2 separate regions of the Homo sapiens genome follow, and region 2 is linked to region 1. Evidence: chromatin loops called from intact Hi-C (ENCODE). Cell type or tissue: IMR-90. All regions are shown on one strand.

The links. A loop is a pair of places that touch in the nucleus more often than their neighbours do. Peaks named below come from ENCODE experiments on the same cell type or tissue, not always from the same donor. Only the 100,000 strongest peaks of a DNase experiment are listed, where the experiment ranks them.
Region 2: a loop joins it to region 1, with 2.4 times the contacts of the local background. A loop is called at or near these places in 5 of 110 quality-filtered maps.

Annotation. Positions count from the first base shown.
Region 1 is chr18:10,924,999-10,932,998 of GRCh38, reverse strand. The region is part of intron 3 of PIEZO2 (piezo type mechanosensitive ion channel component 2); the gene reads left to right. Among named protein-coding and RNA genes, the nearest start is that of MIR6788, 170 kb to the right of the region's middle. RefSeq lists enhancers at 3,632-3,721, 3,732-3,841. In IMR-90, no CTCF peak of the experiment used is centred here; DNase peaks (open chromatin) are centred at 3,888, 5,478, 5,968 and 6,848; H3K4me3 peaks cover 439 bases; H3K27ac peaks cover 3,525 bases.
Region 2 is chr18:10,857,877-10,865,876 of GRCh38, reverse strand. The region is part of intron 5 of PIEZO2 (piezo type mechanosensitive ion channel component 2); the gene reads left to right. Among named protein-coding and RNA genes, the nearest start is that of MIR6788, 100 kb to the right of the region's middle. In IMR-90, no CTCF peak of the experiment used is centred here; DNase peaks (open chromatin) are centred at 2,636 and 4,696; H3K27ac peaks cover 895 bases.

The DNA of each region.
Region 1 (8,000 bases):
CCCTTCCCTAAGTCCCTTTGCAACTTAGAGTGTTCTCTCCTTTCCTTTTCATATTTTTTTTTTTTACCTTTTTTAGAGAAGGGGTCTGGCTCTGTTGCCCAGGCTGGAATGCAGTGGTACAATCTTAGCTCACTGCAGCCTCGATCTCCTAGGCTCAAGTGATTCTCCTGCCTCAGCCTCCAGAGTGGCTGGGATGACAGGCTTGCACCATCACACCTGGCTAATTTTAAAAATTATTTTGTAAAGATGGGTCTCCCTATGTTGCCCAAGCTGGTCTTGAACTCCTGGGCTCAAGTGATTTTCCTGCCTCTGCCTCCCAAAGTGCTGGGATTACAGGCTTGAGCCACCACGCCTGGCTTTTCCTTTTCTTTTCCTTCCTAAAACTTACTGTAATTTTCAATCATGTCACTGCCTGTCATTATTGTGTCTCTTCTGCTCTGGATGTAACTGCAGAAGGCTAGGACCATGGGTGGTTTGCTCATCCCCGGAAACACAGTGACTGATATGCTGCTTAGATTATGGGAGCTACTCGATACATATTTTCCAAGCAGGTGGAGAATTCATGGCTATGTGATGATGTGGGTTTTTTGTTTTGTTTTGTTTTTGAGACAGTCTTCCTCTGTCACCCAGGCTGGAGTGCAGTGGTGCAGTCATGGCTCACTGCTGGCTCGACTTCCCAGGCTCAATTGATCCTCCCACCTCAGCCTCCCCAGTAGCTGGGACCACAGGCATGTGCCACCATACCCTGCTAATTTTTGTATTTTTTGTAAAGGTGGGGTTTTGTCATGTTGCCCAGGCTGGATGTGAAGTTATTAAGTCTCTCAAAAAAGTGTTGTGCTTATATAGTATGTTTAGTCATATGATATTGTTGTTTTGTAGGCAAAAATACTCAAATACCACCAACTTAGGTTCAACTTAGAACCTAATACAATTTTCAGAAGACATTTTTAGTTATAAGTTTGAAAAGTCATAAGCAAGGCCATTCTTTCACTATGTCTTGATCTAAAGATATATCCGTATCTAAGGATGTGTAAAGGGACAGCTGTATTCACAGCGTCATTCATTATTGAAACAACCAAAAAAGACAGAAACATACTGTGCCCAACCCAGAGGAACTAGCTAAATAAATTAAGGTACATTCATGCATTGAAATGGTTGGTGGCCATTACACATGTATTTTTTAGGAATATGGGTTGCCCTGAAATAATTTTATTACAAGAAATTAAGTCTGTTACATTGCAGTCTGTGAGCTTTCCCTCTCTCTCTCTCTCTCTCTCTCTCTCTCACACACACACACACACCACACAGAGAAAGAGTGAGAGAATGAGAGGGAGAGAGAACAGAAAGAAGTCCTGAAGGATATGTAACAACTTGTTAACAGTGGTTAATTTCTGTATGGTGGGATTACTCATGATTAAGTGAATATACATTACTTGTGTAATAAGGAAAAATCCTTTGAAAGTATTAAGTTCTAGAGTCTATTAAAATTATAAGTAGATAGGCCAGGCATGGTGGCTCACGCCTGTAATCCCAGCACTTTGGGAGGCCAAGGCAGGCGGATCACGAGGTCAGGAGATCGAGACCACCCTGGCTAACATGATGAAACCCTGTCTCTACTAAAAATACAAAAAATTAGCTGGGCGTGGTGGCAGGCGCCTGTAGTCCCAGCTACTTGGGAGGCTGAGGCAGGAGAATGGTGTGAACCCAGGAGGCGGAGCTTACAGTGGGCAGAGATGGCGCCACTGCACTCCAGCCTGGGCGACAAACAGAGCGAGACTCCGTCTCAGAATAAATAAATAAATAAATACAATAAAATTATAAGTAGATATATATTTAGATAGCTGGATGACAGATAAATAGAGAAGAGAGAGAGTAGGAAGAATTATTCAGTTGAGATCTACACCTCAGACCCTACCAAATCATGAGTGACTTGCACCTAATACAGTTACATGTCAGAGTTCTTAATTTTATAATTGCAGTCTAGAATAGCAAATATAAAATTCTACCATTTAAAATAAGCTATTCTTTATTTATTTTAAAGTAAAAAGGCTTAGAAAAACCAAGGACAGCCTCTGTATGTCATACCATGGTGCTTTTAGACAAACAATAGGAGGTTACCTATAGAGACATCGGTTACCTACAGAGACATCAAAGACCTCTTTCTCTAAATTTAAGACACATTTGACTTTAAGACAGAATTTCAAAAAAATTTATCTTTAATAACTGCCTATGTCTTTGTTTTTGACAAGATGTTTTAGTTATTTTACTCTCTTCAAAGGATAGAGAGAAACTCATTAAGTAAATGTGACCAGATCATGTAGGTTTTATCCATGGTGTTGTAAACCAAAAAGTATCTGAAATAGGTCTCAATCAATTTAGAGGTTTGTTTTTGCCAAGGCTAAGGATCATGACCTATGACACAGCCTCAGGAGGTCCTGAGAACATGTGCCCAAACTGGTTAGGTTACAGCTTGATTTTATACATTTTAGGGGACAGAAGTTACAGGCAAAGACATAAATTAATACATATAAGGAGTACATTGGACAGCCCAGAAAGGGGGAACGTCTAAGTCATAGGTGGATTTAAAGATTTCCTGATTGGCAATTGGTTGAAAGGGTTAAGCTCTGCCTGAAGAGTTGAAATCAGCTTTAGTTAAGGTAAGAGGGTGGGAGTTGTGGAAGCCAAGTTCTTGTCATCCAGATGAAGTCTCCAGGTAGCTTGCTTCAGAGACAATAGATGCTAATGTCTTTTATGGGATCTTAAAGGGTGTCAGACTCTCCAAAGCGACCTAGTAAGGAAAGGAGATTTTCTAAAGAATGTAAATTTCCCCCACAAGAGACAGCTTTGCAGGGCCATTTCAAGATATGTGAAAGAAATATATTTCAAGGTAAAATACTTAGATGTACCTCAAGGCCTGCTGTCATGTGATGCTATACCAGTCAGGCTGGAATTTGGTATCTTATTGCCACAAAAAGTTTGTTCTGTCAGTCTTAGGATCTCTGTTTTAATGTTAATGCTGGTCCGTGGTGCCTCAACTCCAAAGGAAAGAGGGTATAATGAGGCATGTTGGACCCCACCTTCCTGTCATTGTCTGAACTGGTTTTTTAGGCTTCTTTGGGCCTCCTGGGCTGAGGGGCAGTCCATTCAGTCTCTTGGGGGCCTTAGAATTTTATTTTTGTTTACAGCACCATAAAGGAGGATCAGGAAATAATAACATATCTCCCACCACTCCTACTTTTATAAACCCAAGATCTCCCTCAGGTCAAGCATACACATTCTAACATTCCGTCCATCTGCTCTATTGTATCAAACTCCATTAAACACTGTAAAAGACTAAGTTATGGGAGAGGATAGCGGGATCTGTCCTGAGACCCGAGAGGTTGGTAGAGGCATTTTCCTCTCACAGTCTTGCCAATAACTTCTCAGCCCCTCAAAGGCTGTGGATGTGATTTTCTACTCCTTTTTTGAAATGGTCTCAACATGCAACTTTTGAAATGCAAAATTTTTGTTTACAGCAAGCAACTGGCAAAAGCATTTTGTTCAAACATTCCAATCTTACTTAAAGATATGGGAAAACATGTCTGAATCTGATCAAAATAATTCGGAGTTTCTTTGCGCTGGTCTGGAATTCATAGCATTATGAATTGCCTCAGTCACAACAGCATATGTGGGGTACCCATGCATGCAGCAGCATAACACCTTCATATGATGCGTGCACGTTTGCAGCTCGCTCACACTTTTAATTTCTTTTCTTGAGTTCTCCATTTCAGAAGGGCAGTGAGTTGAGGTGCTCCAGCTCATCACATAAACAAGAGTGTTTTCTATGGCTCTAATTCATATTGCAGCTGTGGTTAATGCTGTGAGTGTTTACATAAAGACTGATGCATGGATACCTTTACAACAGCAGCTGGGAGACCACAGTCAGCCAAAACCTCAGCAAAGTACCGTAAATCATTTTGAGTCAGCAGTGAGACAAACCAAAAAATCTTTTTTTCTCTCTCCTGTTAATGCATTTGAATTAAACCATTAAACAGGGATGAAGGTGAAGTGTTGTAAAAGTTTTGCACAAGTAGGACAGGGGAATGTTTGACTTTGGACACCGTGAGTAGACGTGCATTACTCTGCACCTTTCATCCCAAATGCTTTATAGGCTAGTTCCAAATGTTCCTCTTCTTTGAATTACTGCCTGGGAAGAGATGTCTTGGCCGGTAAAATAGGGGAGAAATGGATGCTCCAAGGAAGATGGCCACAAATCTCTCTAGGTCACTAATAAATAGGGGGAACTTTTGGCTATTATAATGTTAGATCCAGAAAAATCTGAATTTAATGCGTACTTGTGGAACAGGATGTGATGGCATGAAGGCCTGGGATCTGAATGGCTAAATCATTTGTTCCACATTTATAACATTTATTCATTTACAACAAAACTTTTGTGTTTATTTTATTTATAATATTTATGTGCCAGGCACTGTTTAAGAACTGGACTTTAAAAAAGGATGAAACTCTGGCTCCCTCCCCTCAAAAGGGAAGTGCAGAGTGCTTGGTGGAACAGGGAAATCACAGCACAAAAATAAAACAAATCAAGCGTGCCTGTCAGTGAGAGTCCTAAGCTGGCAAATGAGAGCAGTGAGTATCCAACAGCCCCTCTTTGCTTGGAGCGGCCATGCCTCTGTTTTGACTTTGGTAAGACTTCTGTCTGTTTGACAGGCTTGATGAAACGTTTTCTTAGATGACAGTGTACTCTGGAATCAGAGTCCATGGAGCTTCCTTTGATTTGAAGCCTTCAGGTTTTCCCTCATAGCTCCCCCGCTTTCCCTTACTGTAATATGGAAACTGATACTTATTCAAAGCCAGACTTCATTCTTTCTTTCCTAATGGCGTGTATGAGCCTTCACGTATTGCTTTCTTGTGAGATCACAGCTGCAAGGCTGCCCTATGAGTGGGGCGTCACCACACCAGTGTATGGTATTGTTATTAAGGAAGGGTATGCTTGTGAAATTTTGAATCTTCCTTAGTCTAAATACATTAATCCACGTCTAAGTTCTTTGGGTTTGGTCTCCTGCCCTCTTTCTACACATTTTATTCCCCTAAAAATGCAGTTTTTATATCTCCAATTTGACCTAAAGCAAATAGAGTATAAAATAAAATAAAGCGAGCCTGCTATAGTTATCAACCCCAGAAAAGCTTACGAGTTGTAGACAGCACTAGTCTGGCTTGCTTTGAGCTGGACTACTGAAAAACCACAGAGAGAGGAAAATTCTGTAGTTTGTCTAAGAACGCTTTACCTTTCATTTTAGGTACGATTAAATACCTCAAATTTGAAAACACTATATATATATAGACTTTTTAAAAGTCTGATATTTGCTGCATTCTTTAAATGTGTATTGATTGCTTTTCAACTGGTTCAAATTTAAAACTAAGGGATTCTGCGCTGTGCCAAGAGATTAGTCAGACATTCTTTTGTGTAAATGTAATGTTCACAATATTTATCAGTAAAAAGCATGAATCTGAAGAAAAGGCTTGGCTGTCACAGAACTGTTACATCAGCTCCTCTCCGATGGCCTGGGGGAGCCAAGGCGTCCCCCACCCACGGCCTGCGCTGCAACCTGTCTCCTTTAAACAGACCTGGAAACTGCATCCTGCTAAGTATCCCATCTAACCCATTTCAAATTTCTGTGCGTAAATCAGAGTCCTCCTCGGAGGCTTTGCTGAGCCAAGAACTTGAGCTTCCAAAGGGGTCACCTTTAAAAAATAATAATAATAAAATAAAATAGGAAAAAGAAAAGCAAAACCCTGACCTCTGAGAGATCTGAAAGACGAATCAGATAACATGGAAAAGTGGCTGCCAGTCTCCGGAGAGAACAGAGGATGCGAAGCAAAGAAATCCAGGAAGTGTGCAGCTCGCCCCCTCCTCCCGCGTGTGACCCAGGTCAGAAACGCAAGGCTCCTCCTTGGTCCTTGTGGCCACTAAGTGAAACAAAGTAATGAGTAAGACATTTGTATTCTTTCTTTCACAAAAGGAGATAGGAAGAGCTTGTGCGGCAGGAAGTGTCTGTTTCACCGTTAGACTGCATAGTTACTTGGACATATATGATAAAACCTCAGGAAATGGACTAATTCAAAAGGGTGTTCAGTTTAATTGTGTTTCCTACTCAGTGACAGCATTTTAAGTCCTTGCTGTTGAGAATCTTTCTATTACGCCTTTAATCTTGCTCCAGCAAGAACATCTCAGAGTCGTGGTGGCTGCCACCCTTGGCAGGCTGATCCTACCAAGAGGACGGGGTATTTTGCCAAGTGTGCAGAAAATGGCCCGGACATGATATTTTTCATCAGCTCTTGCTTTCAGTTTTTTTCGTTTTCAATTATTCCTTTTCCTAAAAGCTGAGTACTAAAAGGAAAAAATGCTCAATTAGCATAAAATGGAAGTCTGATTGTTGAGGGGGCTACCTAGGTGGAGTCACTGTGAACTGCTTTTTTCTGTAGTTGATTTATTGGGCCCAGATTTTCATAGGCTCCTATTTTAAGCCTGTTTCATCTGCCTGATTGAACTGAGCCCGTCCAGCTGCTAAGATAGTCACCAAAAATATGTTCCACCCACTAGTGCACTGCAAATTTGTAATAACCAGATAATGGAGAAAAGATCTGGATTGTAGTATTTACTGATATTCATGGCTTAAATACTCCTACCATGGGCGATGCCAAGCTGTGAACGTGACGCCGCTGAATGTGGAGTTGGGTAGAGATCCCGAGCAGCTGCCACCGCCTCCAGCACACCCGGTCTCCCCCGGCAGTGGTCAGCCAGGAATGCCCCTGAGGGCCAAGCCCTGAAGATCTGTGACCTCCTGCACCCTGACTCAAGTCTACTCGTGTAGGCACTAGTTTTCTGTAGCTTTCTCACCATCCAGTGCTCTCCCCTGGAATGCAAACTGAACCAGAGAAGGAAGCCTGGGGAGCTTCTGCCTAAGATCTTAAATGAAGAATTAATATTTCTCTAACAGCAGCCAGTTGGAGGGAGTGTAGCTAACTTAGAATGAGTGAAAGAACAACCATAAAATCAAACCTCAGATTACAGTTCATCCGTCACTTTTGGAAACAAAAAACAAAAAACACTGCTTACATTAAAAAACTTTTGGCCAGGCGCGGTGACTCATGCCTGTAATCCCAGCACTTTGGGAGGCTGAGGCGGGCAGATCACGAGGTCAGGAGATCGAGACCATCCTGGCTAACCCAGTGAAAACCAGTCTCTACTAAAAATACCGAAGATTAGGGCGGGCGCCTGTAGTCCCAGCTCCTTGGGAAGCTGAGGCAGGAGAATGGCGTGAACACGGGAGGCAGAGCTTACAGTGAGCTGAGATTGAGCCACTGCACTCCAGTCTGGGGGACAGAGGGAGACTACGTCTCAGAAAAAAAAAATTTTTTTTCACTTTTTGTATAAACCCTTGCATTTTGACATTTATCTCCTCCCTCTTTATTTTCTTCATGGAATGTGTGTGCATGCAGCCTGATTATTTTTATCACCTGTCCCTCAGTATGCCACAAGATCCGTGTTTACTGCCGTATCCTACTGTCCATTATATTTGAGGGATCAATCAACATTTATGGAATAAATTGAGTGAGTGTCTTGCTTTTACCTGTCTCATGGATGTTATTAAATTAGCGGGTCTGTTTTATTTCCAACATTTTAACCCAAAGGTAATACCTGACATTTAAGAGCAAAGCTAATTTAAATAATGACAGAACTAATCATGTAGAAATATGCAATGTTCTCAGGAATATGGTACTTGAAATCAAAATCTTGAAATGTGTGACACATGGTAAGATTTTTCTACATACATTTAACAATACATTTACTATTTTATTATATATCATGGCATATATTTTTATCAATTGTATTAAAAATGAAGAACTATAAACCACCAGGCCCTCCATATAATAAATAAACATTATGGTCTTTTGTCTGAACTTTGTATTTGACATATGTTCAGGAAAAAGAAGAAATA
Region 2 (8,000 bases), 67 kb after region 1:
TGTGTTCCTTTCTTGGGGGGTAGAGTAGAGCCTGAGATGAAAGGAACCAGAGTCCCACCCCTCATGCTATCCATCCCAACTCCAGAGAACCTGCATCACTCAAGGAATCTCAGTCACTTCTTCGTACTACTTTCCTCCTTTAAATTGTAAATACCCCTGAAATAGAATTTCCACCCACTTAATGTAAATAGGTTCCCCATATTGCTTTGAAAATATTGGTCATATGTTTGGGAGCGGGAGACACAGCTCCTTCCCCTACCTCCACTCCTTCTTCCCACTGACTTACCCATCAAGGTTAATAGAAGCTCCATCTACCCAGCTGCTTGAGCCAGAAACACTGATGTGACATGGATTTCTTGGGGCCTTTGTCTGTCACCACCAACAAATCCTTTGAATTATACCTTCAAATTCTGTCTGAAATCAGTCCACTTTTCTCTACTCACTGCCACAATCCTCACCAAGCAGCCACTGCCTCTCAGCAAGGCCTGAAAATATGTTCTAAATGGATCTCCCCACTTGAGCTTCCCTTCTTACCCTATCCAATTGATGCTGCACACAGCATCTGGATTATTCTTGTATAATTAAAATTAAATTATGCCACTTCCCTAGATAAAACACTTCTTTGGTTTCCCATTAACCTAGAATAAAATTCAGTCTCTTGACCTTGATGCTCATGACTCTGCATGGTTTGGCCACATCCTGCCTTCATGTCCTCACCCTGTGCTTTTGCCCCACTCCCTCACTGTGCTGTAGCCACCCTGCCCTTCTCTCTGTGTTTGGCTAGGGTAAGCTCTCTTCCTGCTGGGTCTCTTCCAGGCTGTTCAATCTCATGTAGATGTCTTCTCCTCACTCTTGTCCTTCTGGACTCTGCTGTACAGTTTGCTCTTGTGCAGATGCTCTTCTCCCGACTCTTGTCTTTCCGGGGCTCTGCTATGTAGTTCACTCTTGCACGGATGCTCTTCTCCCCACTCTTGTCCTCCTGGGGCTGTGCTGTGTACTTCACTCTTGCACAGATGCTCTTCTCATTCTTGTCCTTCCGGGATTCGCTCTTCAGTTTATTCTTGCACAGATGTTCTTCTCCATCTTGTCTTTCTTGAGCTCTGCTGTGTAGTTCACTCTTGCATGGATGCTTTTGTCCCCACTCTTGCCCTTCTGGGGCTTTGCCAGGGCACACTGATATGTAGGTGAACTGCTCTTGATTGACCATTTCTTGCTAGGGCTTCAGAGAAGGATGCTTTTTTATCTATGGGCATGTTTATTTATTCAGTATATCTTTACTGAGAGCCTACTATGTGCCAGGATAAACAAAAACTAATATTTAACAAGAACTATTTTTTGTTTTCTTGCTTTGCTTGCCAAGACTTTTGTCCTTTTTTAAAAAAATCACATTTACCTTGGGAATAACTAGAGTAGGTCATTCCAAATCCCTTTAGTCAGACGTAATCTCTTTTTTCTCTCAATGTCCTTAGGACCTTATATTCTCAATTTATAAGTAGTTATATCTTCCCTGAGTGACTACTGGGGTCCCTCAGAAAACCACTGGGGTCCCATGTGGATTTTCATTTGTTATCCCACCCTGGACCTAGCACTGTGCTTGGAGCAGAGCCCAGTCTTGGTTAAAAAAGTGCTGAGTGGAGGGAGGGATAGATGGAGGAGACAGGAAGGAATACTGTTGATTCTGAAACAGTACCTTCTCTGCTCAATATTTTGACACCTTCATATCAAAGATGTGAGTTTTGTTTGCATCTTAGTCTATCACAAGTAATTATATGGGTTCTGAATCTTTCTGGAAACTGTTGAGCACCAAGAAGGAATTGTACATCCTCAAAATGCTGCCTTTGTCATCACTGTATAAATTTTTTATTTTTGGAGTGAATACCAGGGTGAATCATTTAGAACAGCTACACTTAGCTGGTTCCTACAAGAGAAAATAGGTGGTTCAGGATGAGTAGTAATCTCTGGAACTAATGTGAACTGAGTGGATGATATAGGTGTGTGTGTGTGTGACTGCTGATTTGTTTTGATTGTGTTCCATTAAGTGATTTTTACAAAAATATCTTAAAGAAAAAAGCCTTTAAACAGTCAATTGTATTTGGCTAGTCTCCATTATTGTTCATTTCCCTTTCAAATGATGTTCAGATGATTCTTAAAGACTATTGCCATTCTAAGTAGGTGAATTAACCTGGGAAGTTTTAAAAAAGTTCAAGTGCAGGGTCAGAATAGTTCCCAGACCTATGAAGTCAGAATCCTAGGGGTAGGGGAGTACATGTGGTAGGAATTGGACTAGTTTTTTCAAAGCTCCACAGATCCTTTAGGCATTGGTCTAACTGGCCACTGTCTGCTGATTCAGTTTGTCCTTCCCTGTTCTTTATTAAACTTTCATTGCTTTGTAGATGGTGGTTGAAAGCAACATCTATACACTCACTTTTCCAAATGAAATAGGGACTGCTTAAGCTGATCTTAGGAGTTTGGAAGAATAATCTTCCCAAAACAAATGTAGCAACAGAATAAAATATTTGCTTTATCCATTAAATGCGATCACGTTAGGCTTGCATAAGGTACACACAATAGCATTCAAACACATCTATCTTTTTTTCCCTCACTGCTTCCTTTCACAAGGGAACCCTGGGGATGAAATTCATCTTCTGCAGTGAGTCACAACCTTGTCTTTTCCTTCCTCTGGCTCTTGTATTGAGATGAACCCATTCTGTTAAGATAAATTGTTAACTTTTAATAATAAACAATGAATAAACAATTGATGACACTTCAGAAAAATGCTCCTTTTGCCTCCCAGATCTTTTGGCTCATTATACATGACTTTGATACACTTCTATAGAAATGTTTTTAAAAGCTTGGTTTTAACCATGAAGAAGAGAAAAAAATGGATTCAGCTGCATGAAAAGCTCTGCTCTGAGGTCCAAAGCTCGACTGAAACCTAAAGGAGGTTCCAGAGATAATTTATTTCAATCTATTTTCCAAATAAGGGAGTCTGCTAGGATATGATTAAAAAAATATATTTTCAAATTGTGCCTATTCAGCTGAACCCCTATGGAGAATTCATTGATCAGTGGTTGCCAATGTCGGCCAGGGCCTGAATTCTGGAGGGGCTGCTTCAGGTCACCCCAGAGAGTACTTTAATCATACAGCTTCCTGGAATTCATTCCCATAATTTCTGATTTAGTAAGTTTGAGGTTGAGCCTGGTCATCTGCCCTCTTAAAGGTCCCCAGGTGATCCTTAGGATTTATTCCAACCCAGTTGGATTTTTAGAGTGCTTGGGAGTAATGAAACATGGATGTTTGTGTCCTACCAAAAGTGATTTATTGTGTCTTCTTTGTCCAAAATTGAGTGGAAATCATGGTGGATGCCACGGCTTAATGGAACCAGTACTGCTGTAGGGTGAGAGGATGTTGTGGGATGAGATGCAGAGACGCAAAGGTTTAGATCCCGTCTCATTGTGGGATGAGAGCTTTGTGTTTAGGCCCTCATTCAGGGCCCTAACAGAGAACAGGCTGGCCTTGTGTAAAGTTGATTCCATAGCACCTAAAGTTTCCTTATGTGAAATGAGAGATCTTACACTAATACATGTTATCAAATGTTGAAATCAGCAACTTTTATCTATGTTTTCCAGTATTCTATTATTTTTATTTTATTTTTAACTGACTAATAACTATTATATATATTTATGGGGTATATAATGTGGTATTTTGATACATGTATACATTGTGGAATGAGCAAATCAGGCTAATTAGCATATTCATCATCTCAAATACTTATTATTTATTTGTGTTGAGGACATTAACATCCTCTCTTAACTATTTTATTTTTTATTATTTTGTTTTATTTATTAATTTTTTTTTTGAGATTGAGTCTCATTCTGTCACCTAGGCTGGAGTGCAGTGGCGTGATCTCGGCTCACTGCGACCTCTGCCTCGTTGGTTCCAGTGATTCTCCTGCCTCAGCTTCCTGAGTAGCTGGGATTACAGGCGTGCGCCACCATGCCCAGCTAATTTTTGTAGTTTTAGTACAGACAAGGTTTCACCATGTTGTCCAGGCAGGTCTCGATCTCCTGACCTCAGGTGATCCACCTGCCTCAGCTTCCCAAGGTGCTGGGATTATAGGCATGAACCACTGTGCCCGGCCAACTATTTTGAAATATACATTAAAAACTACAGTCACCATGCAGTGCAATAGGTCCCCCAAAATCATTCTTCATGTCTAAGTGAAATTTTGTACCCCTTGATCAGCATCTGCCCTTTCCAGGTCCCTGGCCTCCTTCCCCAGCCTCTGGTAACTACCCCTCTACTCTCTACTTCTATCAGTGCAACTTCTTTAGATTCCACGTATAAGTGAGATCATGCCGTATTTGTCTTTCTGTGCCTGGCTTATTTCAATTAGCATATTCTTCTTTAGATTTATGCATGTTGTTGCAAATAACAAGATTTCCTGTTAAAATCATAAACTTTTAAAGAGGTGAGATAAAGGACTTAAATATCTTTAAATAAGTTTTAGATTTTGACATGGTCAATAATCTGTATAATCATTTATTTGACTTTTTAAACTGTAAAGAGTTTATTTTGTCTTCAGTTTCTAAGATGACTCAGGAACCAGGGAAGTTAAATCTTTATTTACAGCCTTTCCTCCTCCTTAGCCTCAAGGCCAGATTGAAGTTCTGTTCCGCTGCAGGGACAGCTTACAGCTCCAGCAAGCAAGACTGCCTGTTAGTAAACATGCGAGAGTGAGTCCATGCTCTTTCAGAGGTTCAGTGTTTATACATCAGCAGAAGAATCACTTTGGGGGAAAAAGCCTGCCTGTTAATAAGCCAGCCTGACGTGACTAATGGCAGTTCTGGCCCTGACCTACCAGGACAGTAGGGGCTCACAGAGTCTAACCCGTCTCGCTCTTGGCTCTCAGCTTGGCAAATTTAAAAAGTATTTCCAACCGACAGCCCCAGGGATTTCTGTATAAAAATGCTGAAAACCCTAAAGTACAGTGGTATGTTTATAAAAATCACAAAGGCCCAATCCTTCCTAAGACAGGTCAGGGAAATGCATTTGTATAACCTCACAAAGACATCTTGATCAGAGATTTCTATTTGATTTAATCTACATCCGTAGCAATTCTATAATTGAATAAGAACACATTTATTATGAAAGTCACAAGTGTGTTTCTGACTGTGACCCAGGAGGCCCTTGCTGTGTTCTTTCTTTGGCTTCTTTTTCAAGTGCAATGACTAAAGGTTTTGGCCAAACTTCCTTCCTAGAGGGAGATTTTAAATGTGTTGCTCACCTGTTGTGATGGGGAAAGAAGCAACAGATGCCTGATGAGCAGGTCATTTGTGTGTTGACGATGGTGTGGGTGTCCTGGCGATAGCTCTGGTGGGTGGATTTCTTTGTGGGGAGATGGAGTAAGCTGAATGGAAGAGCTGCCCTGGGACCCGGGCCTTAGGAGCTGGAGAAGGCATCCTAAGGGGTGGGAACAACCTGTCCCACAGCAAAGAGGCAAAGAGAGCTTGTGGATTATGGATTCTGCTAGTCATTTCTTGCAAGGAATGCTGACAGGCAAGGAGATGGCATAGATCTGGAAAGGCAGAGTGGTCTTAGGGGCAGCAGCACCTCGAGGAGGGCCATCTCTGTATTCCCTCCAGGTAACCTCAACAGGCTACTGACGTTTAAACCATCATATGCTGGCGAATTCCAAAAAGCCCTCTTCAGCTCCAGCCCCTCTCCAACACTCCAGACTCCTATAATAGCTGCCTACTGGATACCTCCAAGAAGAATGCCTGAATGGGGTCTCAGAACTGAATTTTCAAAACAGAAATGTGGACTCTCCGTCTCCAATCTGCCTCCCTCCTGTCTGTCCTCCCTAGACAAAAATAGAGGAGCTACCCTGATTATCATCTATCCTTCCTCCCCACTTTAAACTTCCTAGCTGCACCTACTAATCTAACCTCCAAAACAGACTCCAAAGACAGGATCTTCACTTCAGCCCCACCACTCCCTCCCCTCTCCTCCAGCACAGCCACCACCTCCCCGCTGCTGCCTCCCTCTGCTCCGCCCCAGGAGCAACTAGAGTTATGTGGCAAAGCAAATCATGTGTGCCTCTCATTAGACGGAGTGGTTGAAGATCAAAGTCTGATTTGAGTAGGTTCAAGAGAAATTAGGTAGGGAAGCATTTTTACTCTAAATGGAATGGTGAGTCCAGCCCACTCTGCTGGAGTGTTTCACCTTAAGAGACAAACGTGGGTTGAAAGGATGTGTTTCTTTAAGGTGAGACAGCAAGGCGCCCTTGCCTGTTAACAGGGGTGATCCAGCAGAAAGAAAGCACATTGTGATGCAGGAGAGAGAGCCAGGATGGCTGGGCTGTTCTCTCCCTGGTGTCCTGAGCAGATGGGATGCAGTCATCATGGCTGGAGCATATGCAGCTTGTCTTGTTACAGGAGGAGGGCAGAGTGCGTGCGTGGCAGGCCAGCTGCAGGTGAGTGGTCTGATGTACTGGCTGGAGCTGGCAGCTCCTCTCTGGGAGCAGTAGAAAGCAAGGTCATCCTCTGAGAATGAGATGGGAATTGTTCTCTAGGGGAGCGGAAGTGGCCACGGGCCTGGGGACACTTACCCTCTTTCTGCACATGCCACCAAGCCTTGGACCAGCTCTTTCCTCCACCCGGAATGCACTTTGCCAGGACTTTCACAGGGCTGGTAACTTTGTGACATTCAGATCTTAGCTTAAATGTCACCTCCTCAGAGAGGCTTTCCTTGACCTCTGAATCGGAAACAGCCACCCAGTTTATCACTACCACATCACCCTATTCGACCTCCCTGAAGGGGGCATTCATTACTGTGAGATATTTAGCTGGTTAATATTTTACTTGTTTACGTGTTTATTGCTATATCTCTTCCTATATATGCTAGGACACACTAGGCCCTGTATGGGTAGAAAAATCTTATTGATTGAGCATGAGATGTTCCTTTTGCTTCAGAAAAAAATATACAAATGTGTCATGATGAAATACAGTAGAAGTCAAGTTGAAGTGGCCCAGGATTAAATCCCTGTGGGTGTGTGTAGGTGGGTGGAGGGCTGGCTGGGTGCATCCTGTAGCCTTGGCTCATCAATAGTCAACTCCAGTCACCCACTGTGTGCACCCTTCTGGGCACACAAAAGGCCTCTGAGTCCTGAAGGCCGCTTTACGCTTAACTAGAACTTGGCACTGGCACTCCAGTCCCTGCCTTCCTCCCGTGAACTTGGTCATAGTAAGAGGTCAGACACCGTCAGTGAATATTATGTAACTATCTGACCTAAATATATCAAAAAAGAACCATTAAAAATGGGAACATGGAGAGGCCAGACCCTACTCTTTAAGTCTTAAATAGATGCCTGAACTGGGCTTAACAATTCTTCTTAGCTTTGTGAGACTAAAGATATGAAGTCTGTCAGCCTAGAGAAAAATGCACACAAAGTTTCATGCATCTCAGACAGACTCCTTTTGCCTTAAGGTGATGGCTTTATTTATGATTTATTTTCTTCTTTTCTTTTCTTTTTTTTTTTTTTTTTTTTTTTTTTGGGTTGAAGTCTCGCTCTGTCGCCAGGCTGGAGTGCAGTGGCACAATCTCGGCTCACTGCAACCTCCGCCTCCCAGGTTCAAGCAATTTTCTCCTGCCTTAGCCTCCTGAGTAGCTAGGACTACAGGCACGTGCCACCACACTCAGCTAATTTTTTGTATTTTTAGTAGAGACGGGGTTTCACCATGTTGGCCAGGATGGTCTTGATCTCTTGACTTCGTGATCTGGCCGCCTCAGCCTCCCAAAGTGCTGGGATTACAGGAGTCAGCCACCGCACCCAGCCACTTATTTATGATTTCTTTAAAAAAAAAAAAAAAGAAAGAAAGAAAGAAAAAAGAAAAAGTCGTAACCCTTCTAGGGAAATATTCTAATTAGCCAAAGAATTTTTCCCATTTATTCTTTAAACGCAAAACGAACAAGCAAAAATGCCTTAGCATACCCAGTTT